Regions from separate parts of the Homo sapiens genome. Here region 1 is linked to region 2. Evidence: chromatin contacts called from ENCODE Hi-C or POLR2A ChIA-PET data. All regions are on one chromosome and are shown on one strand. The core of a region is the stretch at or near the end of the contact, and the rest is flanking DNA. Distances in the headings are between cores, read along the strand shown. Region 1 has its middle 180 kb from the start of ACVR2A. Region 2 has its middle 460 kb from the start of LINC01911.

What was found. Hi-C counts contacts between places; a loop is a spot of excess contacts on that map. ChIA-PET counts read pairs that join two places held with the same protein, here RNA polymerase II (POLR2A). Pooled maps may share reads with other maps.
Region 1: a loop to region 2 is called in a map of naive thymus-derived CD4-positive, alpha-beta T cell, with 9 times the contacts of the local background. The contact joins two enhancer-like sites. A Hi-C loop is called at or near these places in 3 of 168 maps with a recorded cell type or tissue (CD4-positive, alpha-beta memory T cell and naive thymus-derived CD4-positive, alpha-beta T cell) and 9 of 50 pooled maps. POLR2A ChIA-PET finds 5 or more read pairs at or near these places in 1 of 52 experiments (CD4-positive, alpha-beta memory T cell).

What each region holds. Positions count from the first base shown.
Region 1 is chr2:147,662,359-147,665,058 of GRCh38, reverse strand. No RefSeq gene overlaps it. Among named protein-coding and RNA genes, the nearest start is that of ACVR2A, 180 kb to the left of the region's middle. Within about 2 kb of position 1,443, at least 5 of the 41 ENCODE cell types and tissues checked have a DNase peak (open chromatin) inside an H3K27ac peak, as active enhancers do.
Region 2 is chr2:147,296,572-147,299,339 of GRCh38, reverse strand. No RefSeq gene overlaps it. Among named protein-coding and RNA genes, the nearest start is that of LINC01911, 460 kb to the right of the region's middle. RefSeq lists an enhancer at 1,557-1,666. Within about 2 kb of position 1,384, at least 2 of the 41 ENCODE cell types and tissues checked have a DNase peak (open chromatin) inside an H3K27ac peak, as active enhancers do.

The DNA of each region.
Region 1 (2,700 bases), core at 194-2,693, 370 kb before region 2:
AACTGAAACACTACCCAAATAGATTGCTCCTTGAGGGCAGGACCACATCTTTTCTACGGTTTTTTTTTTTTTTTTTTTTTTACCAGTGTTCAATAAATAACTAGTAATTGATAGATATAGATTAATAGATACTGTCAAGGATTTTAATACAGGTTGAGCATCCCTAATCTGAAAATTTGAAATCCAAAATTCTCCGAAATTTGAAAATTTGTGAACGTCAACATGATATCACAATTGGAAAAATCCCACACCTGACCTCAGGTATACAAGCTTTGTTTCATGCAAAAAATTATTAAGAATATTGTATGACATTATCTTCAAGCTGCACGTATTAGGTGTATATGAAACAAATGAATTTCATCTTTAGACTTGGGTCCCCATTTTCAAGATATGTCATTATGTATATGCAAACATTCCAAAATTTGAAAAAAATTAAAAATCTGAAAAACTTTTGGTCCCAAGCATGTCATATAAGGGATGCTGAGCCTGTACTATAAACATAGTCATGAAAAATGGGAACTTTCTTGAACTAACGCTGATGACTTTTCTAAAACTTTTCAGCAAGGGGGGAAAGAAAGCCCCAGAGGCAGCCCCTGAAAGGGAGAAAGTGAGGAGGCTGGGTGGGTTGCTCTGTAGGTTTTCTGTATGAAAGCGAAGCCTCTCCCTACCCCACCTCCCTGGGCTCTGGTGAGTTTTAGGATACCTTGCTGGGTGACACAGTCCTCTTTAAAGAGGAGCTGACAGAGGACAAACACCCAGTACACCTTCTGGAGTCTAAATCTCATTTGACAGTTTTTCTAGAATGCCTGTCTTTCCTAGTAAAGCTTGCTCTGACAAATGCTAAGTAGACTGCCAGAGAAAATCGCTGAGCTTTGTGGATGTTGGTCAGGTGGGTCAGAGTTGATGGCATTGTGTCATAGTCATTTTCCATCATCAAAGGAGTGAGGAAGTACTGCTCAAAAGATCCATTTTGCTCTGTCTTGCGTAGCTATGCTTTAGAATGCTGCTAGAAATCTAAGAAGGGCTGTTAGTCTCTGTTCAGATCTCTAGGAAAACTTTCTGAGATTGTGAAGAGGTACTGAACATCTAAGTCCTTTCTTAAGACAGTAAGTCAAGGTGATATACAGATGCTGAGAAAGGCACACACAAGCAGATGTGAGGAATATCAGTTTCACTTTGTAGTCAGCACAGTGCTGTGCTCTGAAGAAGGAAGTCATATACCAAAGCCCACATAGGGAATCCCTGTCGTTATGATGGGAATCTTCCCTAATGAATCAGAGGTGGAAAGTGGCTTTGTAGTCACATTGCCTGGATTTGAGAGTCCAGCTTTGTTATTTACCTGCTGCATGATCTCAAGCAGGAAAACTTAGTTGATGAGCTTAGTTTCCTGTCTTGTAAGATGGAAGTGATAATAGTGCCAACCTCACAGAGTTGTGGTGAGGACTATGTGAGACAAAATATGAAAGGTTTTTGATGAAGCACTGAGTGCATAATGAGATCTGGGTAAATGGTGGCTGAGTGATTTCTGTAGTCCGTGTTGATCCTTAAGAGCCAGGTAGTAAGCAATAATAGTCGAGCTTGTCCTATGAGGGAATGGCTGGTAGGATGCTGTATTGACAAAAGATGAATCTTTAGGGGAAATTAAATTTCTGCTTGTTCCGCTATCAGGCTTGCACTGACTGTAGATAATGCCATAGTGAAACTGAATTGTCCTGAGAGTCCTTTATGCTCACCTATCCCTGTTCTCTCAAGGCTGAACCACAGTCTACTGAAGAACAAATTTGTTCAACTGTAGTAGCTGCGTGGCACATTCACTGCTCCAGGATAACCATTCATTCAATTGGCTAGAGTCTGGGCATGATGGTAAACTTTGGATGATGTAGAGGCTGAGAATTTCAAGGCTAGTGGTCACTGATGACCATTACCATGGTTTTAATAAGTATGTGTCTATATAGTGTGTGTATGTGTGTTCATGAGAAGGGTATCTGGCTTTTACTCCTCCTTTAGTTGTTCAGTCTTTCAGCAAATATTTACTGACTGTGCCCACTGTATGCTAGGCACTGTGCTCTAAGTGTAAGTAGTGTAGACATGCTCTTACTGTTATCTGCAAGTAGATTCATTTCTTAATCCTTCTCTGCAAATTCTATTTCCAGGTACCCTTGTCAATTGGCTTCTTGGTATATTTGACTAATAAGAGACACTAGAAGGAGATAATAGAGCAGGAGGAAGAGGAGGAGCAATGGTATTTCTTACTGTGTCCCCCACCTACCACTTTGGGAAGTGGCTACATCTTCTCTGTGTTCCAGCTCCCATGGTAGCTTCTGCCGTGAATCCAGCTTCCACAGGCAGCCCAGGCCTTGGGATTGTGTGAGAGTCCTTTCTTTCTTTGTTCCTCCAGCCCTAAAAATGGTAGCAGCTTTTTGCTCTTGCTTAAATCTGGGTTGTTTCACTCTCAGTATCTCCAACACTTTTGTAACTAGTTTCCTAAATTAAATTCCTTCCGTTAGACTATCTGGTATGGTCTCTCTTTACCTGACTAGGCTTTGAGGGTTATGATATGGTTTGGCTCTGCATCCGCACCCAAATCTCATCTAGAATTGTAATCCTCAGGTGTTGAGAGAGGGACCTGGTGGGAGGTAATAGGATCATGGGGGCGGTTTCTGCCATGCTGTTCTCCTGATAGCGAGTGAGTTCTCACAA
Region 2 (2,768 bases), core at 135-2,634:
TCTCTCAAACCTCTGCCAGTTCTTCCAATCATGAGCCAAGAAGTAAACTTAGCAAAATATATTCTTCCATCATCACTGCCTCTCAACTGCCTGAAAGGGTCAAAAGTGATATGACAACAATGTGCTTTTGAACCTGCAAAGTTCTTTAAATAAAAGGCAAAATCCTAATATAATCCTACAGCATTGACATAGGAGAAAATTACTATAATTATGCAAATTAAAATAAGTCAACAAGTTTCAGAACACAATGCACGATAAGTAATGTTTTTAAAAATAACAGTAACTGAGCCTGGTCATTTGCACTTAATAATAGGCTCAGGAGGGAGCCTAGTGTCTGAGAAGAAACAGCCGTGGTAATAGATATATTGTGGTTTTGATAGGTTCTCTCCTGTAGTTTTATTTCTGTATTTGCTTTAGATTATAGAAAGCTCCCAGAGTGCCCTGCTATTGAAATTCCCATCATTCCCAGGGCTTTAATTAAGTCATTGGATTTGACAGAACTTGAATTGAGGAGGCCTACCACTATGTCAGTTTATGCCAGGGTGATATTATCAGGGCCCTGGCAACTATGTGCTCAGGCTTTAACTTACGTATGGAGCTGTCTCGCTGTGAAACATAAGGCACACATGCCTCCATGTGATTTTAAAAGGCATTGAATATGGTCTACTATGGCAGTAAGGTCTTCAAAAAATCCAGAAGACAGGATGATACAAAGTGGATATTTTGGCATCATGGAGCAATGAGCTTTGAAATCAGAAGCACCCAGCCTTAAATCTCATACCTACCATTCATTAGTGGGGTCATCTCAGGAAGTGATCCAAATTTTCAGAGCCATGAATTTCTGTTTTGAAAAATGAGAATAATCCCAGCTATCATGGGAGTAATGTGAAAGTTAAATGTTAAAAGGTCAATAAGCCCTGAGCCTAGCAGGTATGTGGTAGGAGTTTAATAAATATTATTTCCTTTTTATTCACCTAATTTGAAATTAATCATTGCTTGTAGGAGTAGTCTTCCATTTCTTTCCACCTGTGAATCTTTGAGATATAGGTGTTATTTCTTGGTTTTAGAACAAATTTGGCCCTGAGAGCCCAAGGTCAAGGTTGGCTAGGGTTGTAACCATTTTCATTTAATTTTAGAAACAAATAAAATGCCATTTGCAGCATGTTGGCATTGTGGCTTCCCTCTCATGGCTCCATCCATCCCACATATACCTCGCTGAATAACAGGTGTCAGTGTTTTACCCCAGCAAAGCTGGAAGCAGCTGTAGCAACGTGCTAGTAGAATGGCAAATGTTGATCATGTATAGTGATTTGCGGTTTTTCTCTTTCTTTATGAAGCCTCTTGATGCAAACCAGCACCCATTTCCAGAGAAACAGGAAACACACCCATTTCACAATGAGTAATAGAACTTACTTTAGTCCAAACCAAATCTAAGACTAAAGTTTGGGTATACAGAAAGTGTTTGATTTAGCACATGTTGTTCACAGCACAAGCACTTTAAGATCAAAAGTTTCATTTCTTTCATATGTGTTACTTTTTTCTATGCAAGCACAAGACTTTTCCATGTGTTTCATTATTGTTCGGGGAAAAAAAATTAACATGCTGGATCAATGGAAACATTTGTCTACTAATAAGAAAATTAGAAAAGGAGTGAATAGGTCAGGCCTAGTTGGGCTATACACCCTCTACAAAGCCAGCAGACAAAGTTGCTCCCTTTCAGCCCCTAAGAAGAGTATCCAACCTTGTTGAACATTAAGCTTCTTCCTAGTATTTATTCATCTGGATAGAGGTACAATATCCTGACAGGTTAGAGCCAGTCCTGGCCAAAATTGGGATATAGAAAAGCTTGATCCTCTCAGGGTACTTTTCTCACATTGTGGCTTTCCTTTCTTTTTCCTGGCTACCCGGTCATGGAATTCTCTCCTTAGCAGGACCTGGACTCCTATTTTTCCTCTATCTTCCTCCTCTTATAAAAGTCTGATATCCGTCGTCATCAATGTTAATGACTGCCAAACTTCTTCTAGAGATATTTATATATGAACAGAGATAATTCTTTGAACATATTTCCTAAAGTTGGATCTTAAGTAACAAATATATGTGAATAAAATGTTTTTGGGCAGAGACCCACCCTTTCTCCATTATTCAAATTATATCACATGAAATAATAAGATGCCACAGAAAAATGGGGACAGGAGCTAGTTCTTTTATGAACTTGCACTTAAATTGCGTCATGTTAAACTATGATGTATGTTCAGTTAAAAGATCATTAAAGTAGATCCTAAAGTGCATGATGTATTAGCTTATGGTAGAACAACACTCCCACTGAGAACAATAGAAAAATGGGACAAAATATAAAAAGGATGTATTTGAAGAATTTGGTGAACAGTTGAGGTAACTTAGGGGCCAAGTTACTAGAAAAGAAGGTAATTATTGAGAGATGAGTTGATATTTTGTGAGCTGCTTTCCTTCCAGAGATATTTATCATTCTTGGCCAGTGGAGAGAGTCTAAAAATCCTAGAGGGGTTTGCAGCTAAGAGGCAGAGAAGCCAGCAGAACTTCTGATAAATCCACAATGCAAAGAAAACAATTAAAGCTCAGGGTTATGAAGGCTCCTAGGACTTGAGAGACCAAGATGCTGGAGAGAGGGGAGATGCTCGAGGGGCCAAGATGCTAGAGATACCCAACCTTTACAGATCTTCCCTTGAGTTTTTGTGGAATTCTTAAGTTGGGCAGAGGAGGAAGTTAAGAAGCAAACCAGAAAGTCACAC